4 separate regions of the Homo sapiens genome follow, and all the other regions are linked to region 1. The links are chromatin loops, found by intact Hi-C in ENCODE. Cell type or tissue: natural killer cell. All regions are shown on one strand.

Region 1 (8,000 bases):
GAGACTTAGGACCATATTTGACTCCTCCTCCCTTTCATCCCTCACTCAACTATCTCTTGGATATATTCTTTCCTTTCCATTTGAGCTCTTGCTACCACTTGGCTGGCTGACTGCAATGAGCTCTTTCTTAGTCTCCCTGCATTCAGTGTCCATCCTTTTGAGGAGTGCCAGAATGGTATCTCGAACACGAAATCTTCACCATGTCATTTCTCTGCTTAAAACCCTTAAACAGTCAAAGGATAGGATCCAACATTCCTTTTTTTTTTTTTTTTTTTGAGATGGAGTCTTGCTCTGTTGCCCAGGTTGGAGTGTAACGGTGTGATCCTGGCTCACTGTAGCCTCTGCCTCCCAGGTTTAAGCGATTCTCTTGCCTCAGCCTCCCAAGTAGCTGGGATTACAGGCGCGTGCCACCACGTGTGGCTAATTTTTGTGTTTTTAGTAGAGAGGATCCAACATTCTTAGCTAGGCTGTCAAATCCCCCATGGTATGGCCCCGACCTACTATTTCGAGGGCCATCTACCACTCCCCAGGCCTTTAAGTCAGGTTGTCCCCATCAGGTTGTCCTTCCCACCTGCCTGCCTTTCTGCCTGACAATATCACATCCAAGACACACGAAGCCTTCCGTCTAGTCTCCTTTCCAGGCAGAAAGTGCTTTCTAGTGCTCCAAACGCATTTTCTTTTCTAACATTATTATAGTGCTTATCTAGAGTATGCGGCTGGGCTTGAATTCATTCTCTACCTGTATGTAAGCTCCTTGTGGGTAGTGACTGGGCCATATTCCCACTTCCTCTAAACTAGAAAACTGTTGGCATATGATATGTCCTCAATAAATTCCGATAAGTAAGAGGAAAGTAAAACTAGAGTAGGACTCCCTCAGAGAGAGGCACATTTCTGTTTTAAAGAGTGCCTGTTTTACTCTCCCTCCTTCAGAGCCTTCCCTCAGACTTGTTAGCTGAAGTTTTTTAAAGGCATAAAACAATTCTAACTCTAAGACAGAAATTTGAAGTCATCGCTAGTCTTCTCTCCAATGCCTCCTAACTCCCTCCTCAACCACCCTTCTGTCACTAGATGTCATCCTTCTCCAGTGAGTAGCAGGTATAAAAAAAGATAGCAAATAATACATAATGGAGGTTTTCTTCCTGATGCCATCAACAAAATCAAAGAATATTTTTAAAAAAAACAACAACAAAAAGAGAGATATAGAGAGGAAAGAGCGGCTAGTTTCCTGGCATTCTATAGCAAACTAAGAAAGTATTTACTCGGCTGGCCGTGGTGGCTCACACTTGTAATCCCAGCACTTTGGGAGGCTGAGGTGGGTGGATCACAAGGTCAGGAGATTGAGACCATCCTGGCTAACACAGTGAAACCCTGTCTCTACTAAAAATACAAAAAAAATTAGCCGGGTGTGGTGGCAGGCACCTGTAGTCCCAGCTACTCAGGAGGCTGAGGCAGGAGAATGGTGTGAACCCAAGAGGTGGAGCTTGCAGGGAGCCGAGATCACACCACTGCACTCCAGCCTGGGTGACAGAGCAAGACTCCATCTCAAAAAAAAAAAAGAAAGTATTTACTCTTAGGGATTTCTAGACCAGTGCTATCCAAACGAAATATCATGCAAGTCACAAACATAGTTTAAAATCTTCTAGTTACATTTTTAAAAAGGTAAGAAGAAACAGGTTTTCATTTCAATGATATATTTTATTTATTCCAATACATACAAAATATCTCAATATGTATTCAAGATTAAAATTATTTATGAAATGGCTTACTTTTTTTGGTACTAAGGCTTTGAAATCAAATATCTATTTTACATTTACAACAGACTAGCTACATTTCAAGTAGTCAGCAGCCACATGGGACTGATGGCTACCATAATAGGTAGTGCAGCTTAGAGCAGTTTTAGTGTTTAGTTGTCTGTAGCTACCATTCTCTTATAGATTTCTCTGTGGCAAGAAAAAGCCTTAGATGGCCAGGCGTGGTGACTCACACCTGTAATCCCAGCACTTTGGGAGGCCAAGGCAGGTAGATCACCTTAGGTCAGGAGTTTAAGACCAGCCTGGCCAACATGGTGAAACCCCGTCTCTACTAAAAATACAAAAATTAGCCAGGCATGGTGGCGGGCACCCATAATCCCAGCTACTTGGGAGGCTGAGGCAGGAGAATCGCTTGAATCCGGGAGGTGGAGGTTGCGGCAAGCTGAGATCGCGCCATCGCACTCCAGCCTAGGTGACAGAGTGTTAGACTCCATCTTAAAAAAAAAAAAGTGTCATTTTACAGGAAAAAAGAAACAGTGAGAAGAGAACAGAACAGAACAGAGAAAAGGGTAAGCAGAACCACTTTGCTTTAGAGGTTCCCATTCTGTGTACCCGAGGGTACTGGCTGCTGGTCCATGAGCCTTGAAGCCTCAATAACAATTCACTACATAGGAACCCACAACTGACTCTCTGAATGAAGCATTCTAAAACAGTCTGACCTTACATAAAAAGTGTGGAAGCACCAGGATGTACTAACAAATGGCTACCCAAATAATGCCCCAGGTGTCATTTTCTAGGAGACACTAGGAGCACCAGGAAAAGACATCACAACAAACAACTGCAGATTATTTAAATTTGGGGAAAACGCAACCCAACTCATGAAACTAAAAGGGTGGCATATGGAAAGAAGGGCTGGAAGGTTTTGGTCTTCATGCTATTCGCTTTAACAGGCTCATGGGGCTGTTTACAAAACAGTAGGCCCAGAGAATAATTAAATCACATAGTCTGGTCACATTTGTTCTCTCTGAGAAAAAAACAGAAACTCCTGTTCTCCTGCCAGTTTTTCAAAAACTTGGCTGTTGCATTAAAACAACCAGCCTGCGCTAAGATCCTCTTTCCCACTTTCCACCAATCATCAATAGCATGTTCTGAGGAGGAATGTGAATCAAGGTAATTTTCTCTACATGAGCTGCAGCTCTGTACATTCTGGGTGAGGAGAGAAGCAGAGATCCTGGATTCTATTCTGAGTTGGACAAAGACACAATTAGGAGTAAGTCGGGGCATGAGGAATGAAAAATCTTGCTTTGTTTTGTAGTTTTTGGGCTTGAAATTTTAGGATGAAAAAACTACATCTAGAGATATACATCAAGTACGTAAAGCTATATCAAGTCACATCGAGAGAAAGAAAAAGACTGTGTGTGAGAAAAAAAGAGAGAACAAGAGGAGAGAGAGAAAGGGAGAAAAGGGGAGACAGAAGGGAATTTAGAGACAGGATTAGGCTTTCTGAAACCAGATGGTGGAGTAGAAGCCCAGTAAACCGGAGTTCTAGTTCCATTCTGCCTCCAACTCAATAGGTCACCCTAAGGAGGTCCTCCGTCCTTTCTTGGAGGAAGGGATTGGCTTGATTTTTCAAACCACTTCAAGTTCTAACAGGCTAAGTTTCTATCAACTAGCTCTGTATCCCAGACTTCCTAGGAGAGTAGAGGCAGTGTTCACCCACTCACTCATTCAACCATTAAGTATTAATTTTGCATTTAATGGGAAAAGGAGTACAGAAATAAACATGACCTCTAGTCCTCTAGGAGTTACCAGGCTAGCTGCAGGAAAAAGATCTAAATCAAACCCTAATTTCAATGATTCTGTTAGCCTTCAGACCATTTCTAGAAGTCCAAATAGGAATCATTAAAGAATGAACAAAATGAAATGATACACTGAAATGATCAGAAATTTTAGAATTAAAGCTATCTAAATATGAATCCCAATACAGCTAATTACTGCGTTAACTTAGGCAGATCGTTTAACTCTGAAAAGCTTCAGTTCTCTAAACTATGGTAAAATGGGGTTAACAGTATCTATTCTCAGAAGGTTGTATGGGTTAAATGAGTTAAGGCATGGAAAGCACTTACAACAGTGCCTAATAATGTCAGCACTTGTTATAAGCAGTGTAGTAAATACAAGCATTTGATATAATAGTTCTTATATTTAAATGGAAGTAATATGTATAAAACAAGTGTGATGCATAATTCATAATAAGCGCTCAGTAAATGAGAGCTCTTATTATGGCTTTTGCATGATTAAAAATGCATTAAGTCACACATACAAAGGAGCAAAGACCAGAATGAGGCAACCAAAATAACTGACATATGAAAAGTGATAAGGTTATAAGCAATTTCTTATTAATGTTTAATTGTCCTTTCTAGGAAAAATAAATTATCAGAAGACACAAACCAAGGATTTGAGGCCATTTTCAGGTCCCCAGGCCATCTCCATTAGGGAGTGAAAGCCAACTTCTGCTTGGGGCCTAGAAAGCAGCTGCTGGTGGAAGGACCCAGTTCCTGGGGAGGGGCAAGGCAGAGGAGCTGAGTGAACAGAACAGTCTACCATGTGATAAAAGGGGAAGTTACCTGGTTTCTTTATTTGGTTTAAAATTTCTACTGTAGGCCGGGCATGGTGGCTCACTCCTGTAATTCGAGCACATTGGGGGGCTGAGGCAGATGGATCGCTTGAGCCCAGGAGCTTGAGACCAGCCTGGGCAACACGGTGAAACCCCACCTCTTAAAAAAAAAAAATACAAAAAATTTTTTTCAGTTTCTACTTTAGAATTTATTGGCATTTTGCTTGGTAAATATGTTTAAACTTCATTAAGGAAGGCATATAAATGGCTAAAAGTTATGCAGAACAATTGCAGGGCCTCTAGTGCCATCTCGTGGCAACATTTATGGAGACACATTTGGTTCACTAATTTGCACACTTGTGCCTGATGCTGTGGAAAGCATGAAAGCCTTGGCCCTCCAGGACTTGGCTAATGCGATATAAACACATGAATTAGGTGGCCAGTACAAAGCATCAAGTACGGACATGGGAATTCAGTGGAAAGATGAGGCAGGAGCTGTCAGGAAAACTTCCTGGAAGAGGCAGAGCTCTGGATGATTCTAAAGGAGGAATGGGTTTGGCCAGGTAGAAGGAGAAACACAAAAGCCATTCATCCTTCTCTCCCTGAATGTGCAAATACAAAGCTGAAGACTAGCCTGAAACTAACTCATGGATTCGTTCAGCAAACATTTACTGAGGGACAAGAATAGCAATATCCCGCTTATCCCTCCACAAGGCTAAAACAGTTGAGATGACGATGTTAGATGCTAACAGTAAGAGCTAGTCCACATTTAAACGGATTGCCTCTTAACTGAGAGCTGGAACCATCAGTAGAAGGTGTGTTGGTAGAGATGGAATCAACACTACCTGACAATTATTTCTAATAAGACAACCTCCAGATCCCTTTCATCTCAGAGAAACTAGAATTCATGAAAATAGATCATATCTTTCCCTGTGCATCAGGTGCCTTTCCAGTCCACAGGTGCTTGGCACTTTTGACTTTCAGGATTCTCATCTTACCACCTCTGCATCCCCTCATGTTGTAAGCTAGGGATCACCCTCCCACCATACCTGGCTGAAAAGCAATATAGTGGATGAAATGAAACTATAAGCCCAAGTAGTAGAATAAAGGTAGAGATCCACAGCTAATAGAACAATCAGCTTGAAAATAGGCTGAGAAATAGACTGCAGTCAACTGGAGGTAGGTTTCTGGGACATGCTCCATGGCTCTGCTCAATATTTTCATAAATGATTTGGAAGAAAACACAAAGAACCTCCCAACTGTGGACAGCACAAAGCTTGTGGGGAGGGAAAGGGAGGCAGTGAACATGGAAAATAGAAGAAATAAGATCAAAATGAAAAAAGTTTATTTCTAGGGTTCTTTTAGCCCTAACATTCCATGAGCTAATAAGCTGAAATGAAGAATCAAAACCACAAAATGAAACCTAACTACCAAAGTATAGAATGGGGAAGGAATGGCTTAATAGTAGCTCACATGAAACAGGCTTAGGGGTTTCAGTTGACCACAAATTGCCAGGGAATATATGCCAACAGGGCTGCTGCCAACACAGCCAAGACAACCCTGCTTAACTAAGAATATACCCAGAATGGGCCAGGTGCCGTGGCTCACGCCTGTAACCCCAGCACTTTGGGAGGCCGAGGCAGGCAGATCACGAGGTCAAGAGATCGAGACCATACTGGCCAACCAACATGGTAAAACCCCGTCTCTACTAAAAATACAAAAATTAGCTGGGCATAGTGGCGCACACCTGCAGTCCCAGCTACTCGGGAAGCTGAGGCAGGAGAATCGCTTGAACCCGGGAGGCGGAGGTTGCCGTGAGCCGAGATTGTGCCACTGCACTCCAGCCCGGGCGACACAGCGAGACTCCATCTCAAAAAAAAAAAAAAAAAAAAAAAAAAAAGAATATACCCAGAATGGAGGGGGCAGCAGGTCTACTGTTCTCTGCTCTGTTAAAGTATCTCTGGGACCCTAGGATCAGGGCTTGGGGCCACACTATACAAAGAACACTAACAAATAAGCATGGCCATAAGACAGCAGGCCATAAGAGAGCAGCTAGGATTATAATAAAAGGCCTGGAAACCAAATCACATAAGGAACAACTGAAGACACCAGGATATTAAGCCTGGAGAAGACTACAAGAAGGCTTCAGATAAATGATATCTGAAGAGTCATCCAGAGGCCCAATAAACAGACATATTCAGTGTAGTTTCTATGACCTAGTGAGACACTACACATTACTGGACACTCTACAAGGCAGAAACACGGTTGGAGTTGTTTCCCTCCTATCACACCTACACATAGTAATCCTTACCACATAAGTCAGGCCACTCCAATACGAATATATTTGCTAGACAGCTCTTTCCTGATGCTGACCTGAAAAATCTGCCTTTGTGTCACTTCTGTCTCTGGGTCCAACTCTTATCTTTCAGAGGAGCACAAAGTAAACTTACTCCATGTTTCTTATGACTACTCTTCTAATACCTAGAACTATGTCTTCTTTCCCATCTTTTCCACTTCAAGCAAACGAGTCAGTCAAGCAGTCATTTAATAAACATTTACTGAGCACTTACTGGATGCCATGCTAATGACTGGGGAATTCAGAGATGAAAACCAAAATCTCCTGAAGAACACAAGTCTACTGAGGAGAAACAAATAACCACAATTAAGTGCTTTAATGGAGTAAGGGCTGGTGACCAAGAAAATACAGAGGAGAGGCACTCCACTCAAAGTGGAGAACCCACCCCCCTCCAAGGAAGGCTGCCTGAAGGAAGCATCCTTTGATCTCTGTCTTGATGGCCAATAGGTCCAGATAGAAAAAGGCATCATGATGGGTGTTCCAGGATGAGGGGACATGGTATACTTGAGAAAAGACAACTAGTATTTGAGGAAGGTGTGAGAAATGAGCCTAAAGAGGTAGATGAGACTCAAAGGAGGCTGATAAAGATACCACAGCTACAAGTTTTTGTTATATTCTGAAGATAGAAGTTTTTCCTTCTCATAGAAAGTGAATTACAACCCCTTACCACCTTAGTCAGAATTCTCTAATTCCACATTCTAGTAATCCTAATATCTTGGTCTAAGAAAAATCTACAGTACTTTAAAGATTTCCAGGTAGGAGATTTTGCCACTCACCGGTTCCAGGAGGGAAAGCAGTTCAGGAGGTAGAGATGTGAAGAGATACTATATTTGGTAGTAGACACAGATGATGAAAGCTTCTCCCTGGAGAACTTCAAAAATAGGATGGATACTTTTCCAGGCATAAACTTATCCCTTCCCCTAACATCCCTGAAGGAGCTAAAGAGTAATGTTAGACTCTGAATAGATGATGAAAACTGAGCTACGCAGAAGCCAAAAGGCAAGTCTGGTTTGGGCTAGGTTTCCAATCCAGATTTTCTGTCTCTTAAGCTGCCTACCAATCATCATTCACTGAGTTTGTGGGGAAATCTGGAGAGGCTGGGGAGGCAAGATGATGAAGAGACTTAAGAGGAGGTTGAGAAAGTACCTGAGATCCAAGGAAAGGACTTGGGCAAAAGTCGTTAAATAAGGAAACTCAAGAGGATTAAAAACTTCTGACTATGGCAGAAATTGACAAAAATTTCCTGAAGCCTTTGAGAGGAACCTACAGAAAGAACACT
Region 2 (8,000 bases), 110 kb before region 1:
AAGAAGCTTTTAAAATACTGGTTAAATTGAGATCACCACACCAGGGGAATAGTGTCCAAGTCATGCTCCAGCTCCTTTCCCCTCTTAGGGATCTTGGACTAGAAAAGGCCAAACTTTATTTCTTAAAACTTGAATCTGAGTTCACAGAAAGTAAGTGCTGTACTTTATTGACTACCTCTTCCACAGGAGAACCCAGCACAGGTCACAGTGGGTGCGCAGTGACAGTTAGAATTTTACTTCAGCCTCTGATGTACCAGTTGTTTGTTGGTTTTCATGTATTTTCTTTTCTTTTTTTTTTTTTTTGAGACGGAGTCTCACTCTGTTGCCAGGCTGGAGTACAGTGGCGCAATCTCGGCTCACTGCAACCTCTGCCTCCTGGGTTCAAGTGATTCTCCTGCCTCAGCCTCCCGAGTAGCTGGGACTACAGGCGCCCGCCACCACGCCCAGCTAATTTTTTGTATTTTTAGTAGAGGCGGGGTTTCACCATGTTGGCCAGGATGGTCTTGATCTCTCTTGACCTTGTGATCCACCCACCTCGGCCTCCCAAAGTGCTGGGATTACAGGCGTGAGCCGCTGTGCCCGGTGGTTTTCATGTATTTTCATTCAATCCTCACAAAACCTTTATGATACTGGCATATTATCCCCATTTTTCCGACAGGGAGGCTGCAGTTTTGAGAGGTTAGGTAGCTTGCTCAAAGTCACAGTCAGTAAGAGGCAAACCCAGGATTTGAACCTACATCTATCTGTCTGGCCCCCTAGCCTTGTGCTTTGGACTGTACCATGCTGCCTCATTACTTCCTTGATAACATGTAGGAGTGGAGAGGTTGGGGGCTGAACAAAGTGGCTTCAGGCTCCCCTGACTGGATTCCTACTGTTAGGAACTCACAGGGTCAATGGAAGTCAGGTCATTAAAGGACAGGTCGATCCAGGCCAGGTTCTCTGGGTGCTCCAACAGCTGTGAAGCCACCTGGTTGAAGTCTCTCAGATCATTGAGAACATTGTTATTCAGCCACAGGGACTGGGTCAGTGATTTCCCCGACTTTGAACGCTTCAGTGGTCGTAGTCCTGTCCTTGGCTCCTCATTTACCAGATCTGTGGGGACAAAGTGAGACTTGGGTATCATCTTTGCTTTTTTGGCTTTAGGGGGTGGGAAGGGACAGAGCTGGAAAGATTAGCCATCCAGGCTGTAGCTGGAGGGTCTGGAAGGGCCATAGCCCTGTGCCTGAGTCTAGTGCAACCCTGTCCCACAGCTTCCAGCAATCAGTAAGTTTAGACTAAGGGCCAGAGACTTCTATCTCAAGCTCTTGGCTTTCCAGGTCACATGGACTTCTCATGTCCACTGTACCACTGGGTCTTTTTTATACCAAACCAGTGTGGGGTTGAGGAAAACTAAGAACCAGAATTGTTGGGCTTGAGCTGAGTAGATGATAGCACAAAATCCTGAATTAACTACTGGTAAAGCCTATAGAATTCACTTCAGTGGAATACACTTTGATATCCTGTCTCTCTTTCCATGAATGTTGAGTACCTACAGTATGCCAGGTACTGGATATACAGTGATAAACAAAATGAGAGACAGTCTGTTCCAGACTTTGTATGAATAATAGGGCAGAGAGCAGACATTTGTGCCTTGGAGGAGCTTATATGGGCAAGATGGGAGCAAGCTGGCAACATGGTGTGATAAGTGCTATATAATAGTTGTAGCAGCACAGAAGAGAGGCTATTGACCCAGTATGGGAGCTCAGGGAAGTTTCCCAGGGAAGGTGAAGCCTGAGCTGAATCTCCATGGATTAGGGGATGTTTATCAGGCAAAGAAGGGTAAACAGGCAGGGAACAGCATGAAGAAAGGTATAGAGGTACAGAACAGCCAGGGAGTCTGGGGCGGGTTTGTGTGCCTGCACAAGTGCTTGCACGCACTGCACAAGGGGGACAGAGAGGAAAAGGAGGCAGGAATCCAGTCAAAAGTCTCAAATGTCAGGCTAAGGATCTTGGGCTTTACCCTGTGTGTAATGGGAAGGCACTGGAGTGTTTAAAGCAAATGATTCAAATCTTTTATTTCAGAAAGATCACTCTTAAGTGTCAGTGTGGAATATGGATTTTAGGGAGTGAGTTGGACCAAATGACCAATTTGGCTGTTTGAGTCATCCAAGCAAGACATGAGAGGGCCCTACAATCAACATAATTTGGTTGACTGGATGTAAAGGTAGAAGAATATTAAAGGGTGGTTGCCAGTTGTATTAACTGGTAAGGAATTACAGAAGAAGAAATAGCATTGGGAATGTGATGAGTTCAGGCTTAGCTTTGGTGTATTTGAGGTTCCTGTACAAAAAGGTGGAGAAGTCAAGTAGGCAGTTGGAGATGAAGGTCGGAAGCTCAGGAGACACAGACTTGAGAATCATTAGCATAGAAGGCATACAAGTTAGGGAAAGAGATGAGATTCCTCAGGGAGAGTGAGGGTAGGGAGGAAGGTCAGGGAGGAAGAAGAATCCATTAGAGAAGTTAAATGATCAGGGAAAATCAGGAGAGGACAGTTTAAAGATGTTCAGGGAGTAAATAGTTTATAGTAGTAAGTTCCAGGGAGGTAAGGACTGAAAAGTAATTTTGGCAACTTAGAAGTCCCTGGTAACCTTGGTAAGGGCTGCTTCAGTGGAATGGCAAGGGCCTGGAGGCAGAAGCCAGATTGAAGTGAGTGAGTTCAAGAGTGAATGGAGGCTGGTTTCATGCCTGTAATCCCAGCACTTTGGGAGGCCAAGACAGGAGGATTGCTTGAGCCTAGGCGTTTGAGACCAGCCTGGGCAACATCATGAAACCCCGTCTCTACCAAAAAAAGAGTGAATGGATATAAGCAGTTAGCATAAACAACATCCTCAGAAAGTTTGGCTGAGGAGGAGAGAGAATAGGGAATAGGATTATGTTAGAACCCCGGTGTATGGAACACCCCAAAGCCTCACTCCCACTTTTTCAAAATGAGGTCCAGTTCCCATTGCTGCTAAGCCTTTGGTTCCCTAGTTCACCCCTGGGGAAGGAAGTATTTAGTATTTGCGGAAGCTAGCCAGCTTTCTTCACTCTCTTCTGCTCTCTACTGGAAGGACACCCTTTGCCCTTCCACCCCCACCTCTCCTCCTCCTCAGATGCAGGTCAGGCAACATCCACCAGATGGCTCTCTGCCTTAATCCTAGAGTGAGCAGGACCCACAATTGGGGCCTGGGGTTGCAGGAGGGTACTGGAACGGCGTACCCCAGCTCATGAATTCCTAATCCTGCTTCCCTCCCCATACCTCCTTAGAACCCTGAAACAGAATGACACAGATGAATCAAAATTAAGGTCAAAATAACCCCACATGAACTAGTGCCCCATGTGATAAGGTAGCAGCTTGGGGAATGCCACCAAGCATGGGGTGGAGGCCAAGCTCAGAGGGAATCACTGGTGGGACAGAGTTGCCTAAAACTTGATGCTGGCTGGAGCTGCTCTTACCAAGGATGGAGTGGTATATCCAGGCTGCCACAGGTTGCTGCTCCTCTCAGATTCCACCAATGCACTACACTGCCTAAGAATCTGTAAAGTTCCTTGTTCAGAGTAGGCCAAAGCAGGTCTGGAAGCTGGACCACAAATATCAATGCTTTGGGAACTGGGGAGCATTTAGCTCCAGGAAGATCTGGGAAACTATGTTCCTGTTTTCCTCTCTCTGAAAGGCTGCCATGTAGCTCTTGCCATGTGTCAGAATACAAGTTAGTTTGATTGAACTTCCCTGTGTCATCCCTCAACCACCAACTGGAAGGTGTTGGTAGGTGTATATGGTGGGGGACTTCCTTAACACTCTAGGTTTGTGAAAAGTTAGAGGAACTGGGTTGATGGTAGCACAGATTAGATGCCTTCCAAAGGCACTGCCGTTTCAGATTCTGTAATATTTATTCATTCACCAAATAGTGTGCCAGGTACCCCCAAACTCTATTGTATCCCTTAACCCCAGCTGTAAATAAGTGTTTCAGAAGCTCTGGGGAATCTGAAGGGACTCTGACCTTTTGGGCCTTTGATGTGCCTCACATACCTAGCAAGGAGCACAATACCTGGCATATACATATGACGCACACACACACACACATATATAAATGCTTTTAGTAAGTGCTCAGTAAATATTGAACGGTTGAATGAAGGATGGGCCATCTGTACCATTTACGTTTTGTGATGTAGAGTTACCCTTGGTACTGCTTGTCTCTCTCCCAATTCTGAGGACTCCATAGAGGGCAGAGCTACACCTCCTCCATCAGAGTTAGAAATTCCCATGATAGGTAGGAGGTATACTTCCTTCCCACCTCTGTCATTGCACCTGTCTTAGAGATAGTTACTATTGCAGCTAAAACCCCTTGTGAAACATGGATTACATCAGAAGTGATGCAGTGCACAATAAAGATCACAGCAGGTGGCTGTGTGCTCGTGAGAGAACAAACGTGAGTTACCACTGTGGCTGATGATAACCCAAGTAGACCCTAAACCCAATCTAAGACTGGTGCTATTTGCCAGCTTCCCGAGCTTAAAGGCAGTGGCTACCAGTTGCCTGAGAGAAGACTAAAGCCAAATAATAGTTCTGAGATAGTGGATGTTAACGTGTATTCTGTGAGGACAGATGGACTGATGCTTTAATGAAAGACCAGATAACAAAAGCCAGGGATGGCAGAACTTCCCTAGGAAGAACGGATGACTCATTGGGAATATGACATGGCTGACAGCCTCCCTATGTTCCCTCCTGAAGGGACTAGCTACCCATTTACAAAGACATTGAATGGCAAAATGGGAGCGAGTGTGGACAGTGTTGGAACCTGCAATAAGTGTAGGTGATGATGGAATAAACTTGGATTTGGCTGGAATGAGTGTAAGAAATTTGTCAGTAAGTATTTAAACTGGAAATATGCCAGTTTGTAGATAAGACCCCTCATGTTTGGCCAGTCAGATTAGGCTTGTGTCTGCAGACAGAGGAGAAAGGTTTTGCCTACTTGCTGGGACTCCACAGGAGCCTGTGTTTTCCTCCTCTCTTCAGGTAAAAACAGGAGAATAAAACTATTGGCTGATAGACTGGCTTCCCAGTTTTCTTCCACTTGACTTTCCTGCTGTAGCCTGGCTTCTTTTAAAGATGATCAACTACTGTGATAGCCCCCTGTTTCCTTTCAGATTTGCTGCTTAAAAAAAACAAACAGGGGCACATGTTCTTAGGATCTCCTGGGGCTGTATCGGGGCAAAATCAAAACAAACAAAAAGACAGAAAAAAACCTCTCACTCTCCCCTACCCTCCAAAAGACAGTAACAACACATCTGCAAGCATATGGGAAGAATCTCTTTAGGCTTTTAAGTAGATTATGGTTTCTTCCTAGGGACCACACTGGGCCTGCTGCCTTAGTGAGTGGAGTACTGTGCTCTGGGGGCTGACCTTGAATGACGTGGATGCTTCTGAAGGAGTAGTCAAGAGGGGGCTCCTGTACCGAAGTGTTCATATAGTCCCGTTTGTTCATAGTTCAGGCCATCATTCAAAGGTGCAAGCAGGTGCCCTGGGAGTCTGGGTTCAGCCTGGGAGGACAGAGAAAGACCAGTGTTTCAAGTACACCGGCTTTCAGGTTTCCCCATAGTCCTCCATCCCTGCTTTCTGTCCTCTACTACTCTAGGCCTGCCTGGCTGTATTTCCATTTTAAGATATGAAATCACTCTTCCTTGCATCCTTGCATGTATAGAGCACTTTCTACTTCTCAGAGCACCTTCACATCTCTTAGAACTCATTTGAGAATCGAACACCCATTTCTTTGTCTGGAAAATGCCAGATGAAGAAACTGAAACCCAAGGGGTAAAAGGACTTGCCCAGAGTTAAGCCAGTGAGTCAGTTGTAGACTGCAGTCATAATCTCCTGAATCCTACTCTGAGACCTTTTCTGTTACTCTACAGTAGTTACTGTGGAGACTGTCTTGATACCCACCCTCTGTTGACATCAACTGGGCTATTCTATTGCTTAACAAATCCTTGAGGGCCTGCACCGCATCTGGTTGGTGTCTCACCACCCCTCTCAGTCTGGCCCAGCTGGGGATTTGCCACCTTCTCCGCTTGGCTTCTCTGCCAGCCCCATTACCTTTCCATCCAAATACCCTACTTTCAGCCCTATCCTGAATGTAGCCATACACATATAAACATACACACACACAAAACCAGAGTCTACCTCTCACTCACCTGTCACTGATGGCTGAAACTCCACCATTAGGCATTCATTCCTGTGGGTTCAGGGATTGTTTCCGGTTAAAATGGAAATACTCCCTGACAGGGATGAACACAATGTTGTTATCAGTCACTTGCAATGTGGTGTGAATTGTCTTATCAGATCGTTTCCAATTTGTTAGCTAAAGTAAAGCTGAGGTTTTTCTGGAGACAAGGGAGAGCCATGAGAATACTACTCACCTGGGATGAAGAGAGCTGACAACACACTTTACCAAGGGGTTTGTATGTGAATCACACAAGCAAAAGACAAATTGACAAGGATAAGGACAAGAACTTGCCCCAGTCGACCTCCCCTTTCTCATTCCATCCACTGCTGCCACCTTTGTATTATTATTTGTATTACTTCACCTGCTTTCCAAAAGGATTTCAGGTTTACAATAATAACACAGTCATAAAACAGATGATTTGCAGAATAGTGCCATCCACTAGAAATATAATGTCACAAATGCAAGCCATATATATAATTTAAAATTTTCTAGTAGCCAAAATAAGTAAAATGAAGTGGTGAAATTAATTTTAATAACTTAATTTTACCCAATATATCAAAAAATCATTCAATATGTAATCAATATTAAAACTTACTGAGATATTTTACACTTACAGCACATCCCAATTTGGACTAGCCTACCTGTCAAATGTACGTGACTAGTGGCTACCATACTGGACAGTGCAGATTAGAAAGTTAAAAATGGAAGAGAAAGATCAGAAACTAGATTACAGGAAGAGAGAGATGTGCCAGGCACTTTAAGAATCTAAGCCTACATTTAGCTCTGAAATTCCTGGCAGCCAAAGCAAAAAGAGAAACCTTGGGATTGCAGTTCTCATCATTGGATTCAAAGGATAAATTAGTTTGCAGAGACAATGAAATTGGCAAACAACTTTAAAATGGAATTTATTACTCGGGAGGCTGAGGCAGTTGGATTGCTTGAGCCTAGAAGTTGGAGGTTGCAGTGAGCTATAATTGTGCCACTGCACTCCAGCCTGGGCGACAGAGCAAGACCCTGTAGACCCTGTCTCAGGAAAAAAAAAAAAAAAAAAAAAAAAAAAAGAATTTCTGTTAAAAACCAAGGACCTGATATCTTATAATTCAGTTTAAGCCTAATACAGTTCATGTAAATTCCTTTTTTGGCAATTTAACATATACATGGATCAAGTTTAGTAGGTTTAGAGGAAAATGAATGTCTTGTTCTGAAAAAATAGCAGTACCAGCTGAGCTTTGGGGAGGTGACAGATTGAGTCACTTCACAGCTTAATTCTGTTATGAACTGGTCCCATGGGCATGGATTGTCAATTAGGGAGACTTGAATCTTTTAGATATTAAATCTACAGGCAGACAACAAAGAACACATTATTCTTTTGTAAAAATAGAGGAACCTGGCTGTCTACTACAGAACTAGAGGAACCTAGCTTAGATAGAAGCTCATCCCACTTCAGCACCTACAGCAGATTTGATACCTTTGAGCAAGATTGGATACTTTTCTCAAAGTAAATACTGGGTTGGTACCCCAGAGTTATGCACCACTGAACATGGATTTTAACTTAAAATACTTAAGGGCAGATTTTTACTGTTAGTTTTCTTGACAGAGCAACCCAGTGCAGTTCCTAAAGACTTCTGATTTTGTGTAGCACCAGCTCCTGTTGCATTTTCTGAATGGATTAGTATTAAAAATGGAGCCCCAAGAAGCTGGTTAAATTTTTAGCCTTCTGCATTTAAGCTGTAGCCCAGGCTGTGAGCTAGTATCGCATCT
Region 3 (8,000 bases), 170 kb before region 1:
TTACACAAATAATCAGGCCAAGTATAATAAAGCAAATCAGTCTTACCATGATTTGTCTTTAGTAAAAATGTGAAACCAAAAAGAGAAAAATTATGTTTCAGCTGGACGCGGTGGCTCACACCTGTAATCCCAGCACTTTGGGAGGCCGAGGTGGGCAGATCACGAGGTCAGGAGACCAAGACCATCCTGGCTAACACGGTGAAACCCCTTCTCTACTAAAAATACAAAATAATTAGCCGGGCGTGGTGGCAGGCGCCTGTAGTCCCAGCTACTCGGGAGGCTGAGGCAGGAGAATGGCGTGAACCCGGGAGGGAGAGCTTGCAGTGAGCTGAGATCGCGCCACTGCACTCCAGCCTGGGTGACAGAGCGAGACTCCGTCTCAAATAATAATAATAATAATGATAATAATTAAAAGATGGATTTGGACAAAATGCAGAAATAGCCAGCTAGAAGCTTGTCCAACCTATAGCCCTCAGGCCTCATGTGGCCAGGACAGCTTTGAATGTGCCCCAAAACAAATTCACAGACTTTCTTAAACTTTCTTATTCTTCCAATGTGACCCAGGGAAGCCAAAAAATTGGACACCCTTAAGCCAGGAGTTTACCATGGGTTCACAATTCCTTATTCAAAATCTTTGGAGTCACATGTTTCAGATTTAAATTCTTTTAGGATTTCATAAAAGGTGATACAGAGATAATACGATTTGCAAAGAGACCAACTCCCAGGAGATCCCAGCTTGTATCCTGCAATAGTGAGCTGTACCTGAATCTTGGACAACCTGGGAAGTATCAACTTAAAATCACCAGATGTATACACTTGGAAAGAACACTTTTACTAATATTGTGTTGTAACCTGCAGGCTGGGAAGTGGAGCCTCTGGCTGAGATGGAAAGCAGGCACTTTGAGGGAGGAGAGGTGGGACAGGAGTTTTATGCTAAATAGGTTAGCTAGTATACTTATTAATAAGTTATAGGAGGAGCTATGAATATTCATGAAAGGGAGTCACATGCATGTATACTAAGCAAACATACATGTTACATACATCCTGTGTTCACTTTGGGGTGGAGAGTTAACAGTAATTATTTTTATATTTGTATTTTGTTTTTAATTAAAAAAATAGAGACAAGGTCTCACCATGTTGCCTAGGCTGGTCTTGAACTCCTAGGCTCAAGCAATCCTCTTGCCTTGGCCTCCCAAAGTGCTAGGATTGCAGGCATTGAGCCACCATACCCAGCTGAGACTTAACATTAAAATGCAGACTTAGGCCATACACATCAAAAGGTGAAACATAGGACACAAAGGCACTTTGTGTGCAGCCTCTGTAAACCAGCCAGAACCAGCCCATGGTTAACAGGAACTGATCAGGAAGGATAGCTTTGTGAGCTGGTCAGCTGTCGTGTCAAATCACAAAAAGAGAGTGAAGTCTGGCCATGGCATCAGGCAGTTGAAGCTGAAGTCAGCGGAGGAGTCTTCCATTCTCTGTTTTCCAGGACAGGATTCTGCTTAACTCTTAGGAAAAAAGCCTGGTAACAGTAAGGAAGAGGGTATACTGAGGTGTGACCAGCCTCCTGTCTTATCATAGCCAGGAAACCTAGATTTTAAAGTTTTTCTGGGGTCTCCTTGGCCAAGAGGGGTTTGTTCAGTCAGTTGAGGGGTCTTTGGATTTTCTTTTTATTCCACATTTCTTCCTTTTAGCCAAGATCTGCCACAGTCAGCATCAATGGCCAAATTGTTTGTACCATGTCGTTGCCAGGATGCTGAGGCTACCTGCTCCAGATCCATCCAGTCCCTTGGTGGGACCCTTGTGGCCAAGAGACTTACAGCCAATTGAACATCTTGGCCAGACAGAAATAGAGGTGGGCAGGTACTCATCAACCCCTAAGGTCTATCAAGCAATATAAAGGCCAAAAGGTAGGGCTACCAATTTAACTTGTCTATAAGTTCTATGCATTGAGCCAGCATAATTCTGGTTTTAGCAGCAGACTTACAGCAGTTGGTTATACATATTATAAGTTATTTATTTATTTATATTTACTTTTTAGATAGAGTATCCCTCTGTTGCCGAGGCTGGAGTGCAGTGGTGTGATCTCGGCTCACTGCAACCTCCGCCTCCCAGGTTCAAGCAATTCTCCTGCCTCAGCCTCCCGAGTAGCTAGGATTACAGGCACATGCCACCATGCCCGGCTAATTTTTGTATTTTTAGTAAAGACAGTGTTTCGCCATGTTGGCCAAGCTGGTCTTGAACTCCTGACCTCAAATGATCTGCCCACCTCCCAAAGTGCTGGGATTACAGGCTTGAGCCCCCATGCCTGTCCCATATTATAAGTAATTTAAATGTTATGAAGAAAAGTTTGATGGAGACTATAATTATAACAAAAACTTCAATAGCACCTTTTTTTTTTTTTTTTTTTTTTGAGATGGAGTCTCACTCTCACCCAGGCTGGAGTGCAGTGGCGTGATCTCGGTTCACTGCAATCTCCGCCTAGCAGGTTCAAGCGATTCTCCTGCCTCAGCCTCCCAAGTAGCTGGGATTACAGGTGTCGCCACCACACCCAGCTAATTTTTTGTATTTTTCAGTAGAGACGGGGTTTCACCATGTTGGCCAAGCTGGTCACAAACTCCTGACCTCAGATGATCCACCCGCCTCAGCCTCCCAGAGTGTTGGGATTACAGGCATGAGCCGCCACGCCCAGCCTTCAATAGCATCTTGAAAGGAATTTCTGTTTGGTAGAAAGCCAACTGAACAGATCATTGATAGGATCAGTAGTTTTATTTCTTGTAATCATTTAGCTTGTTTGGAAATTCTTTCTGTATGAGTTTTTCTTCTTTTTTTTTTTTTGAGACAGAGTCTTGCTTTATCAGTTTGGAATGCAATTGCGTGATCTAGGCTAACTGCAACCTATGCCTCCCAGGCCCAAGTGATCCTCTTGCCTCAGCCTCCCAAATAGCTGGGATTACAGGCATGTGCCACCATGCCTGGTTAATTTTTGCAGTTTTTGTAGAGATAGGGTTTCACCATGTTGCTCAGGCTGGTCTCAAACTCCTGAGCTCAAGCAATCCTCCCTCCCCAGCCTCCCAAAGTGCTGGGATTATAGGTGTGAGCCACTGTGCCCAACCCTATATGAGTTTCTACTTCACCTGAAGTGTTGATGTAAGTGCAACAGGTGTTATGGGCCACTGCACAGACTCTTCCTTGTTTGGGTAAAAGAAAATCTGAAGCAATTAAATTATCTATTACTACTTGAGCCAGGGAATTCAATTTGTTGGGCTATAAGGCTTTTTGCAGTGTCTTCAGCTACCTGTCCAATAGTGGCAGATAGGTTTGAATATGCTGGTCAAGTTTTGAATTAGACTCCTTCAGTTTTGAATTAGTCTCATTTAAGGAGGTTATCTGAGACTCCCAACTGTGTTTAGAGCTCTCATAATAACACTGAAAAATGGTCTCCCGTGGGAGGATTCCTTGAGTCCAGGAATTTGAGACCAGCATGGTCTATAAAAAATTAAAAATTGAAAATAAAGAAATTAGTGGGGTGTGGTGGTGCATGCCTATAATCCCAGCTACTTGAGAGGCAGAGGTGGGAGGATGATTGAGCCTGGGAGGTCGAGGCTGCAGTGAGCCATGTTCGTGCCACTCCACTCCACTCCCCATGACAGAGTGAGACTCTGTCTCAAAAAAAAAAAAAAAAAAAAGACCTCCCATTGCTTCTGAGAGGTCCTGAACCCTATTGTGCATGCAAATAAACTAATTTAGGCATGTCAGACATTCTGCCAAAAGTTCTCCATTTTGGCCTATAAATCTTTATATTGTTCCAGGTTAGCTTTTTTCCAGGATCCAAAATATTCACAAGACTTTTTCTCATAATTCTGAAACATGCATGTTCCTGATGGCAGCTGGTCTGGGACTGTCTCCTTAGAATCTAGATTCCCCAGAAAAGCATAAGACATTCCTTCGTGTGCCACTAGAGGGCAAGCATCCTCACCAAACCTGATGGGCTGATGCGCCGGATGAGTCAGGCTTAACTGCCCCCAACCTCCCCATCTAGAAACCTGGGACCAACAAAGATGGCACTTGCAGGGTCCGGATGGAGGGGATCAGGGTAAAAAAATGAAGTCCTCGAGATCTCAATTCAAAAGTGAGAGATCTTAGATCGGGGAGAGCTTACCCACCTTCCTCCCAAAGCTGTCAGGGAGACAAATGAGCTGTCAATGGCTCCACCTGGCACCTGTGCATTCACTTAGGCTGGGGGAACCTGGGCTGCTCCATGGATCCTACTCTTGTCTTCAATTATATTGGCTTAAAATCATAAGATCTTTACATTTGGAAAAGAGAGCTTTATTTCTTTTGATGGGTTGCAACCTACAAGCTAGGAATTGAAGGGACAGGGGTTTTACACTAAATCAGTTGGCTAAACATATATATTTAATAAGTTTTAAGAGGATTTATGAATATTCATGAGAGTTGCACACATGTGTACCAATAAAACATGTTAAATATGTCCCATATTCACTTCGGGGTGGAGACATTAAAATGCAGTTGAATTAGGCTCTGTATGTCAAAATGTGAAACACAGGACCCAAAGCACTTTGTGTGCTGCCTCTGTAAACCAGCCAGAACTGGTCCATGGTTGAGAGTCATTGATCAGCCAGGAATGTTTTGTAAGCTGATCAGCTGTCATGTCAAAATCAGGAAAGGGAAGGGAGTCTCGGAATTGGTTGAAATTGAAATCAGTGAAGGAGTCTCCTGTTCTTGGTTTTCAGGGCTGGTTTCTGTTTAGCTCTTGGGAAAGAAGCCTGGTAACGGTTCGTGAGGAAGCAGGTGTGCTGAGGTGTGAGTGACCTATCATCACGGCCAGGAAACTTGGATTTTAAAGTTTTTCCGGGGTCTCTTTGGCCAAGAGGTGTCCATTCAGTTGTTTGGAGGGTTGAGGATTTTATTTGTATTTCCCAGAGGGTTGAGTCCTCTTAAGACCTCAGCAGGTAGAGGCCTCTGGAAACCTCAGGCCTCTTTCCTTCTTTATACCCCAGTGCTGATGGGAGAAGGGCAGGCAGGTGTCTAGGAACGCCTGAACACAGGAGCTCCTCTAGATGGAACTCCTGCCCTGTCATCCGCTGCCCCTGGCTTGGGGGCTGATCATGAACTGAACTTTATGGCCCCTCCACTGCAGGAGTGAGACCTGCTACCTGAGGCAGGCCCCTGGGCCATGAGGGCTTCAGAATAATACCAGCAAATGGAAGGTTGGGTTGGAGGTCAAGTTCAGTTCCTCTGGTAAGTCCTCACCACTTGTGGAGTCTCAGAGCCCTGCTCTGAAGGGTGAGGTGGTGTGCCTATCTGGAGTCTGGGTGCTAGGGCCAGCAGGGAGGGACAGTCAGGCAGTCAGCTTGAACCAGTCCAGAGAGTATCTGCCTGAGCTGGAAGCTTAATACCACAAGGTTAACCATTGGCATTCCTTCTAACCCCAACCCGAAGGCTACCCTAGGACCAGGCAGATAACAGGAAGGTGTTTGGCTCACAGAGGTGGAGACTCTGGGCTTCAGGAAGCAGGAGAGGGGCCTCAGAGTGGGGAGGAGAGAACCCTGAGGTCTTCCCTGAGTGCCAGCCTATCACACATGCAATCTCACCTCACTCATCTTCCCAGCTGCAGAAACTACTGATCTCAGTCCGATTCTAAGCCTGCCTTCTTATACCTAGCAGTTGCAGGAGAGAAGCTCTGTGAGGGGCCCACAGGGCACCGTCCTAAGGAATGCAGATCCAGTGTTTCTTCTTTGGCCTTAACTGCTGCCCATTCCCCACACAACCTCTCTTAGCCACCCTGGAATTCTGCTTGCACTTCTATTACCTCTAAGCCTTTGCACTTGCTGAGACCTGTCCATGGAATGCCATTCCCTGTGCTGTTTTGTGCTTGGCAAACATTACTCCTTTGGAATCCTTCCCTGACCTCTTTGGGCTTCAGCAGAATAATACCACACTCTGTGCTTCCCTCTGTGAAAGCCTCATCTCCTTGTTCTAAGAGTCACTGGTTCTCAGAACTGTCTGTCCCCACCAGACCTTGCAAGGAACTCAATTCCCTTTCTGTTGGCTGAGACCAGCATGGGCCAGTGGACTGGATGCTCAGAAGGAATTGTTGACTGACAGAATGGATGCAGCGATTCCTTAACTTACTGAGCACATTCTCGGTGCCAGGCACTGACCCAGACCCTGGGGATGTAGCATAAAATGACACAGACACAACCCTGCTTTCGGGAGAGTATGTTTTGTTAGGGAAAAGGCTGACAACAAACACAGTAGATAAAAATCTGCACAAGGACATAGAGTAGTGTGATGAGAAATCAGCTGGGTGGGTTTGTCAGTTTGAGTGGTCAGAAGTCATTTTAGGGGGGGATTGTAGGTTGTGATCTAAGTGGCCACAAAGTGCTAGGCTGCAGAGGATTAATGAAGAACATTTCAGGCATGCAGAGAAAGAGTTGCTGGAGCAAAGACCCCCAACATGAGAAATGTGACTGGAGCTCATTTATGGGGTGGTGTGGGAGAGATTTGGCTTGAGGGCTCAAAGGAGGGGCATGGTCTTCTGTGCTATTGTGAAGAAGTTTGGTTTTTACAGTTGATACCACTGAAAAGTATTGAAGGGTTGGTGAAAGAGCTGTAACATAGTAAGACATGTTTAAGGTCCATCAGCTACTAGAACATATAGGTGGAAGTGTGCTGATGAATAGAGTATCTCTAGTTCTCCAGTCTCTCTCTACAACATATTTGCTAGTTACAAAGGGGAAAGTGTAGTGGAGAAACCTGGCAGACACAATCTCAAGAAAAAGATCAAAGTTAACGTCACCAGGAATGAGCAAACCCCACACCACATGCCTCCCATTATGATGCACGGGATAACCATGTAGGGTATTTGTGCCCAAAACGCATAACCTCAATGAATCATGAGGAAACAGACAAACCCAAATGGAGGAGTATTCTACTAAATAACTGGCCTGTGGCTTTCAGCAATGTCAGGATCATAAAAGAACCCCATTCCTTCCAATGCCCATCAGTAGGAGACTGAATTCAATGTAATGTACACCTAGAATGGATTACTACCTGGTAATTTAACATATCAATAGGTCAATATGGAAAGATCTCAGAACAATGGCAGATGAAAACTGCACTGAGCTGCCCTTTCCCCACCTGTAAGATGAGCAGAAAACCAAAGTTTAATGGCATAGTGGGTTGACAAGGTTGTGGAGAAACAGGCACTCTCTCTCTCTCTCTTTTTTTTTTTTTTTTTTTGAGACAATGTCTTGCCCTGTTGCCCAGGCTGGAGTGCAGTGGCATGATCATAGCTTACTGTAACCGCAGCCTGCTGGGAGTCAAGCGATTCTCTCACCTCAGCCTCCCTAGTAGTTGGGACTACAGGCACACACCACCATGCCCAGCTGATTTTTTAGTTTTTTGTAGAGTTGGGGTTTCACCATGTTGCCCAGGCTGATATTGAACTCCTGGGCTCAAGAGATTCTCCTGCCTCAGCCTCCCAAACTGCTGGGATCACAGACATGAGCCATCACACCCAGTGGAGAAAGAGGCACTCTCATACTTTGCTGGTGGGGGAGGCACATTGATACAACCCCCATAAAGTTGTAACTCTCAAAATTATATGTACTCTTGACCCAATAATCCTTTCTGGAATTTAAGTATAACATTCCACTAAGTAAAAGATTGTTAATTGCAACATTAGTTGTCATTTTTTTTTAAAAAGCAGGTCAGGTACAGTGACTCATGCCTATAATCCCAGCACTCTGGGAGGCCAAGGAGGGAGTATTGTCTGGGCACAGGAGTTCAAGACCAGCCTGGGCAATATATCAAGATTCCTGTCGCAAATAAATAAATAAATAAATAAATAAATAAATAAATAAATGGAAACAAGGCAAGTGTTCATCAAGACCCTCCTCCCCACCAATATCTCCACCCAGCCCACATCACTAAAGAAACTCTCTTCCCAACTTGAAGCCCAATAACTCATC
Region 4 (8,000 bases), 200 kb before region 1:
AGCCTGGGCAACACAGCAAGACTCCGTCCCCCGCCCCCGCAAAAAAAGAGAGAGACAGGGTCTCACTATATTGCCCAGGCTGGTCTCGAACTCCTAGGCTCAAGCAATCCTCCCACCTTGGCCTCCCAAGGTGCTAGGATTGCAGGTGTGAGCCACCATGCCCAGCCAAGACTTAACCTTAAAATGCAGTCTTAGGCCTGGCATGGTGGCTCGCGCCTGTAATCCAAGCACTTTGGGAGGCCGAGGCGGGCGGATCACGAGGTCAGGAGATCGAGACCATCCTGGCTAACATGTGTTATGGTGAAACCCTGTCTCTACTAAAAATACAAAAAATTAGCCGGGTGTGGTGGCGGGTGCCTGTAGTCCCAGCTACTCGGGAGGCTGAGGCAGGAGAATGGCATGAACCCGGGAGGTGGAGCTTGCAGTGAGCCAAGATGGTGCCACTGCACTCCAGCCTGGGTGACAGAGCGAGACTACGTCTCAAAAAAAAAAAAAAAAAAATGCAGACTTAGGCTGTACACATCAAAAGGCGAAACATAGGACACAAAGGCACTTTGTGTGCCGCCTCTCTAAATTGGCCAGAACCACCCCATGGTTAATAGGAATTGATCAGGAAGGAATGCTTTGTGAGCTGGTCAGCTGTCATATCAAAATCACAAAAAGAGGCCGGGCCCAGTGGCTCATGCCTGTAATCCCAGCACTTTGGGAGGCTAAGGCAGGTGGATCCTTTGAGCCCAGGAGTTTGAGACAAGCCTGGGCAACACAGCAGAACTCCATATCCACAAAAAAATACAAAAGTTAGCTAGGCATGGTGGTGTGTGCCTGTAGTCCCAGCAACTTGGGAGACTGAGGCGGGAAGATCACTTGAACCCAGGAGGCAGAGGCTGTAATGAGCCGAGATCATGCCATTGCACTCCAGCCTGGGTGACAGAGCCTGTCTCAAAAAAAAAAAAAAAAAAAGAGACCCTGTCTCCAAAAAAAAAACAAAAACAAGAACAAAACAAAATAAAAACACGAAAAAAAGAGGGACGTCTGGCCACAGCATCAGGTGGTTGAAGTTGAAATCAGCAGGATTCTTCCATCTGTTTTCCAGGACTGGTTTCTTCTTAACTGTTAGGAAAAAAGTCGGTAACAGTAAGGAAGAGGGTGTACTGGGGTGTGACCAGCCTCCTGTCTTATCATAGCCAAGAAACTTAGATTTTGAAGTTTTTGTGGGGTCTCCTTGGCCAAGATGGGTTTGTTCAGTCAGTTGAGGGGGCTTTGATTTTCTTTTCTTTTCTTTTCCTTTTTTTTTCTGAGACAGAGTCTCGCTCTCTCACCCAGGCTGGAGTGCAGTGGCGTGATCTCGGCTCACTGCAACCTCTGCCTCCCAGGTTCAAGCGATTCTCCTGGCTCAGCCTCCTGAGTAGCTGGGATTACAGGCACCCACCACCATGCCTGGCTAATTTTTGTATATTTAGAAGGGACAGGGTTTCACCATGTTGGCAAACCTGGTCTTGAACTCCTGACCTCAGGTGATCCACCTGCCTCGGCCTCCCAAAGTGTTGGGATTACAGGTGTGAGCCACCGCACCCGGCGGGTTTTCTTTTTATTTCACATTTCCTCTTTTTAGCTGAGATCAGCCACAGGCAGCATCAATGGCAAAATTTGTATCATGTTGTTGCCAGGATGGTGAGGTTGCCTGCTCCAGGTCCATCCAGTCCTTTGGTGGGACCCTTGTGGCCAAGAGACTTATAGCCAATTGAACTCTGGCCAGACAGGAATAGAGGTGGGCAGACCTCAACCCCTAAGGTCTATCAAGCAACATAAAGGCCAAAAGGTAGGGCTACCAATTTAACTTGTCTATAAGATCTACGCATTGAGCCAGCATAATTCTGGTTTTAGCAGCAGACTTACAGCAGTTGGTTATACATATTATAGGTAATTAAATGTTAAGAAGAAAAGGTTAATGGAGACTATTACTATAACAAGGACTTGAATGGCATCTTGAAAGGAACTTCCCAGTGTGGTAGAAAGCCAACTAAATAGGTAATTGATGGGATCAGTAGTTCATACATCTTGTAACCATTTAGCTTGTTTGGAAATTCTTTTTTTTTTTTCTTTTTTCTTTTTGAGATGGAGTCTCGCTCTGTCGCCCAGGCTGGAGTGCAGTGGCACAATCTCAGCTCACTGCAACCTCCGCCTCCGGGTTCAAGCAATTCTCCTGCCTCAGCCTCCTGAATGCAGCCTCCTGATTACAGGCATGCACCACCACACCTGGCTAATTTTTGTATTTTTAGTGGAGACAAAGTTTCACCATGTTGGCCAGGCTGGTCTCGAAAGCCTGACCTCAGGTGATCTGCCCCCCTTGGCCTCCCAAAGTGCTGGGGTTACAGGTGTGAGCCACCATGCCCGGCTGAAAATTATTTCTGTATGAATTTCTTTTCCTTTTTTGAGACAATCTCACTTGGCACCCAGGCTGGAATACAGTGGCGTAATCTTAAATCTCCACTCTCTGCAACCTCCCCCTCCCAGGCTCAAGCAATTATTGTGCCTCAGCCTCCTGAATAGCTGGGATTACAGGTGTGTGCCACCATGCCCAGCTTTCTTTTCTCTTTTTATTTTTATTTTTTGAGACAGAGTCTTTCTCTCTCTCCCAGGCTGAAGTGCAATGGCATGATCTCTGATCACTGCAACCTCCGCCTCCCAGGCTCAAGCAATCCTCCTGCCCCAGCCTCCCAAGTAGCTGAGACTACAGGTGTGTGCTACCATGTCCTGTTAATTTTTGTACTTTTTGTAGAGACAGGGTTTCCCCATGTTGCTCAAGCTGGTCTCAAACTCCTGAGTTCAAGCGATCCTCCGGCCCCAGCCTCCCAAAGTGCTGGGACTACAGGCATGAGCCACTGGGCCCAGCCCTGTATAGTTTCTACTTCACTTGAAATGTTGATGTAAGTGCCACAGATCTTAGGGACCACCACACAGACTCTTCCCTGTTTGGCTAAGAGAAAATCTAAGGCAATTAAATTATCTATTACTACTTGAGCCAGGGAATTCAGAGACTTTGTTGGGCTGGAAGGCTTTGTGCAGTATCTCCAGCTACCTGTTCAATAGTGGCAGATAGTTTTGAATGTGCTGGTCAAGTTTTGAATTAGACTCCTTCAGTTTTGAATTAATCTCATTTAAGGAGGTTATCTGAGATTCCTGTGTTTAGAACTCTCATAATACCACTTAAAAATGGTCTCCCATGGGAGGATTCCTTGAGTCCAGGAATTTGAGACGAGCCTGGGCAACATGGTAAAACCCTGTTTCTACAAAAAAATTAAAAATTGAAAATAAATTAGCAGGGTGTGCCGGTGCATGACTGTAGTCCCAGCTACTTGGGTGGCAAAGGTGGGAGGATGGCTTGAGCCCAGGAGGTCGAGGCTGCAGTGAGCCGTGATTGTACACAACGCTCTAGTCCCCGTGACAGAGTGAGACCCTGTCACACACACACACACACACACACACACACACACACAAAAGGGCCTCCCATTGCTTCTCAGAGGTCTAGAACTCTCTCTGTTCTCATTGTGCCTACTAATAAACGAATTGAGGCATGTCAAACGTTCTGTCAAAAGATCTCCATTTTGGCATATAAAGCTTTTAATTGTTCCAGGTTAGCTTTTTCTAGGATCCCAAATATTCACAAGACTTTTTCTCATAATTCCGAAACATGTAACTTCCTGATGGCAGCTGGTCAGGGACTGTCTGTCCCCTTAGAACCTAGGTTCCCCATAACAGCATTTACTTAAAGACGTCCCTGCGAGTGCCACTAGAGGGCAAGCATCCTCACCAAACCTGATGGGCCGGATGAGTCAGGCTGAACTGCCCCCAACCTCCCCCACTAGAAACCCAACACAGCAAAGATAGCCCTTGCAGGGTCTGGATGGAGAGGATCAGAGAAAAAAAATGAAGTCTCTGAAATGTCAACCTAAAACCAGGAGATCTTAGATCAGGGAGAGCTTACCCACCTTCCTCCCAAAGCTGTCAGGGAGACAACTGAGCTGTCAATGGCTCCACCAGCCACCAGTGCATTCACTCACGCTGCGGGGAGCCTGGGCTGCTCTGTGGATCCTACTCTTGTCTTCAATTATATTGGCTTAAAATCACAAGATCTTTACATTTAGAAAGGAGAGCTTTCTTTCTTTCTTTTCTTTTTTCTTTTCCTTTTTTTTCTTTCTTTCTTTTTTTTTTTTCAGACACAGTTTCACTCTATCGCCCAGGTTGGAGTGCAGTGGCACGATCTCACTGCAACCTCCGCCTGCTGGGTTGAAGCGATTCTCATGCCTCAGCCTCCCGAGTAGCTGGAATTACAGGTGCCCACCACCATGCCTTGCTAATTTTTGTATATTTAGTAGAGACAGAGTTTCACCATGTTGACCAGGCTGGTTTCAAATTCTAGACCTCAAGCAATCCGCCCGCCTTGGCCTCCCAAAGTGCTGTGATTACAGGTGTGAGCCACCTCGCCCAGCCTAGGAGAGCTTTATTTCTTATGATGTGCAGGCTGGGAAGTGGAGTGAGGGTAGAACAAGGGTTTTATGCTAAAAGAGTTGGCTAAACATACATATTTAATAGGTTTTAGGAGAATCTATGAATATTTGTGATAGTTGCACACATGTGTACTAAGCAAACATACATATTACATATGTCCCATATTCCCTTTGGAGTGGAGACATTAAAATGCAGTTGATACCGGGTGCAGTGGCTCATGCCTGTAATCCCAGCACTTCAGGAGGCTGAGGCGGGTGGATCACCTGAGGTCAGGAGTTCGAGACCAGCCTGGCCAATATGGTGAAACCCCATCTCTACTAAAAATACAAAAATTAGCCGGGCATGGTGGCAGGCGCTTGTAGTCCCAGCTACTCAGGAGGCTGAGGCAGGAGAATCCCTTGAACCCAAGAGGCGGAGGTTGCACTGAGCAGAGATCGCGCCGCTGTACTCCAGCCTGGGAAACAGAGTGAGACTCCATCTCAAAAAAAAAAAAAAAAAATGCAGTCAAATTTGCCTCTGTATGTCAAAAGGGGAAACACAGGACCCAAGCACTTTGTGTGCTGCCTCTGTAAACCAGCCAGAACTGGTCCATGGTTGGGAGTCATTGATCAGCCAGGAATGTTTTGTAAGCTGATCAGCTGTCATGTCAAAATCAGGTAAGGAAAGGGAATCTGGCAGTTGGTTGAAATCGAAATCAGTGAAGGAGTCTCCTGTTCTTGGTTTTCCAGGGCTGGTTTCTGTTTAGCTCTTGGGAAAGAAGCCTGGTAACGGTTCGTGAGGAAGCTATCATCACGGCCAGGAAACTTGGATTTTAAAGTTTTTCCGGGGTCTCTTTGGCCAAGAGGTGTCCATTCAGTTGTTTGGAGGGTTGAGGATTTTATTTGTATTTCCCAGAGGGTTGAGTCCTCTTAAGACCTCAGCAGGTAGAGGCCTCTGGAACCCTCAGGCCTCTTTCCTTCTTTATACCCCAGTGCTGATGGGAGAAGGGCAGGCAGGTGTCTAGGAACGCCTGAACACGGGAGCTCCTCTAGATGGAGCTCCTGCCCTCTCATCCACTGCCCATGGCTTGGGGGCTGATCATGAACTGAACTTTATGGCCCCTCCACTGCAGGAGTGAGACCTGCTACCTGAGGCAGTTCCCTAGGCCATGAGGGCTTCAGAATAATACCAGCAAATGGAAGGTTGGGTTGGAGGTCAAGTTCAGTTCCTCTGGTAAGTCCTCACCACTTGTGGAGTCTCAGAGCCCTGCTCTGAAGGATGAGGTGGTGCGCCTATCTGGAGTCTGGGTGCTAGGGCCAGCAGGGAGGGACAGTCAGGCAGTCAGCTTGAACCAGTCCAGAGAGTATCTGCCTGAGCTGGAAGCTTAATACCACAAGGTTAACCATTGGCATTCCTTCTAACCCCAACCCGAAGGCTGCCCTAGGACCAGGCAGATAACAGGAAGGTGTTTGGCTCACAGAGGTGGAGACTCTGGGCTTCAGGAAGCAGGAGAGGGGCCTCAGAGTGGGGAGGAGAGAACCCTGAGGTCTTCCCTGAGTGCCAGCCTATCACACATGCAATCTCACCTCACTCATCTTCCCAGCTGCAGAAACTACTGATCTCAGTCCGATTCTAAGCCTGCCTTCTTTCACCTAGCAGTTGCAGGAGAGAAGCTCTGTGAGGGGCCCACAGGGCACCGTCCTAAGGAATGCAGATCCAGTGTTTCTTCTTTGGCCTTAACCGCTGCCCACTCCCCACATAACTTCTCTCTCAGCCACCCTGGAATTCTGCTCGCACTTCTATTACCTCTAAGCCTTTGCACTTGCTGAGACCTGTCCACGGAATGCCATTCCCCGTGCTGTTTTGTGCTTGGCAAACACTCCTTTGGAAGCCTTCCCTGACCTCTTTGGGCTTCAGCAGAATAACACCACACTCTGTGCTTCCCTCTGTGAAAGCCTCATCTCCTTGTTCTAAGAGTCACTGGTTCTCAGAACTGTCTGTCCCCACCAGACCTTGCAAGGAACTCAATTCCCTTTCTGTTGGCTGAGACCAGCATGGGCCAGTGAACTGGATGCTCAGAAGGACTTGTTGACTGACAGAATGGATGCAGCGATTCCTTAACTTACTGAGCACATTCTCGGTGCCAGGCACTGACCCAGACTCTGGGGATATAGCATAAAATGACACAGACACAGCCCTGCTTTGGGGAGAGTATGTTTTGTTAGGAGAAAGGCTGACAACAAACACAGTAGACAAAAATCCACGCAAGGGCACAGAATGATGTGATGAGAAATCAGCTGGCTGGGTGGCTTCTTTAGGCTGAGTGGTCAGAAGTCATTTTAGGGGGGAATTGTAGGTTATCATCTAAGTGGCCACAACAGGTCAGTCTGCAGAGGATTAATGAAAAACATTTCAGGCACGCAGAGGAGTTGCTGGAGCAAAGACCCCCAACATGAGAAGTGTGACTGGAGCTCATTTATGGGGTGGTGTGGGGAAGATTTGGCTTGAGGGCTCAAAGGAGGGGCATGGTCTTCTGTGCTAATTTGAAGAAGTTTAGTTTTTACAGTTGATACCACTGGAAAGCATTGAAAGATTGGTGAAAGAGCTGTAACATAATAAGACACATTTCGGTTTTGTTTTTACTTTTTTAAAAAAGGTCCATCAGACAGTGGAACATGTAGGTGGAAGTGTGCTGATGAATAGAGTATCTATAGTCCCCAGTCTCTCCCTACAACATATTTATTACTTACAAAGGGGAAAGTGTAGTGGAGAAACCTGGGAGACATGATCTCAACCAAAAGATCAAAGTTAACCTCACCAGGAATGGGCAAACCCCTCACCACGTGCCTCCTGTTACGATGCATGGAATAACTGTGTAGGGTATTCGTGCCCAAAATGTGTAACCTCAGTGAATCATGAGGAAACAAACCCAAATGGAGCAGTATTCTACCAAATAACTGGCCTGTGGCTTTCAGCAATGTCAAGATCATAAAAGAACCCCATTCCTTCCAATGCCCATCAGTATGTGACTGAATTCAGTGTGATGTACACATAGAATGGATTATTACCTAGTAATTTAACATCTCAATAGGTCAACATGGAAAGATCTCAGAACAATGGCAGATGAAAACTGGACTGAGCTGCCCTTTTCCCCACCTGTAAGATGAGCAGAAAACCAAAGTTTGATGGCATACTGTGTTGACAAGGTTGTGGAGAAACAGGCACTCTCTCTCTCTGTTTTTTTTTTTTTTTTTTTGAGACAAGGTCTCGCTCTGTCGCACAGGCTGGAGTGCAGTGGCACAATCACAGCTCATTGTAGCCTCAACCTCTCAGGGCTCAAGTGATTCTCTCACCTCAGCTTCCCTGGTAGTTGGGACTATAGGCACACACCACCATGCCCAGCTGATTTTTTTAGTTTTTTGTAGAGATGGGGTTTCACCATGTTGCCCAGGCTGATCTTGAGCTCCTGGGGTCGAGAGATTCTCCTGCCTCAGAATCTCAAAGTGCTGGAT

The links. Hi-C counts contacts between places; a loop is a spot of excess contacts. Peaks named below come from ENCODE experiments on the same cell type or tissue, not always from the same donor. Only the 100,000 strongest peaks of a DNase experiment are listed, where the experiment ranks them.
Region 2: it touches region 1 in a loop (4-fold over the local background); 37 of 110 quality-filtered maps call a loop at or near these places.
Region 3: a loop joins it to region 1, with 14 times the contacts of the local background. A loop is called at or near these places in 32 of 110 quality-filtered maps.
Region 4: a loop joins it to region 1, with 9 times the contacts of the local background. A loop is called at or near these places in 11 of 110 quality-filtered maps.

What each region holds. Positions count from the first base shown.
Region 1 is chr11:71,974,611-71,982,610 of GRCh38, reverse strand. All of the region lies in intron 3 of RNF121 (ring finger protein 121), which reads right to left. Among named protein-coding and RNA genes, the nearest start is that of IL18BP, 20 kb to the left of the region's middle. RefSeq lists an enhancer at 4,451-4,550. In natural killer cell, a CTCF peak has its summit at 4,660 (motif pointing left); a DNase peak (open chromatin) is centred at 4,690; H3K27ac peaks cover 287 bases.
Region 2 is chr11:72,086,588-72,094,587 of GRCh38, reverse strand. It overlaps LRTOMT (leucine rich transmembrane and O-methyltransferase domain containing), which reads right to left. Exons shown (of 9, transcript NM_001145310.4): 2 at 6,208-6,291; 3 at 5,423-5,559; 4 at 887-1,092. It overlaps LRRC51 (leucine rich repeat containing 51), which reads right to left. Exons shown (of 6, transcript NM_145309.6): 2 at 6,208-6,291; 3 at 5,423-5,559; 4 at 887-1,092. The coding sequence starts at 5,504. Among named protein-coding and RNA genes, the nearest start is that of LRTOMT, 9.7 kb to the right of the region's middle. RefSeq lists an enhancer at 3,230-3,389. In natural killer cell, CTCF peaks have their summits at 2,962 and 3,164 (motif pointing right); a DNase peak (open chromatin) is centred at 3,127.
Region 3 is chr11:72,140,155-72,148,154 of GRCh38, reverse strand. No RefSeq gene overlaps it. Among named protein-coding and RNA genes, the nearest start is that of FOLR3, 8.4 kb to the right of the region's middle. RefSeq lists silencers at 1,264-1,464, 5,499-5,699. In natural killer cell, CTCF peaks have their summits at 3,744 and 3,948 (motif pointing right); a DNase peak (open chromatin) is centred at 3,974.
Region 4 is chr11:72,179,414-72,187,413 of GRCh38, reverse strand. All of the region lies in intron 2 of FOLR1-AS1 (FOLR1 antisense RNA 1), which reads left to right. Among named protein-coding and RNA genes, the nearest start is that of FOLR1, 8.7 kb to the left of the region's middle. In natural killer cell, CTCF peaks have their summits at 3,618 and 3,820 (motif pointing right); a DNase peak (open chromatin) is centred at 3,813.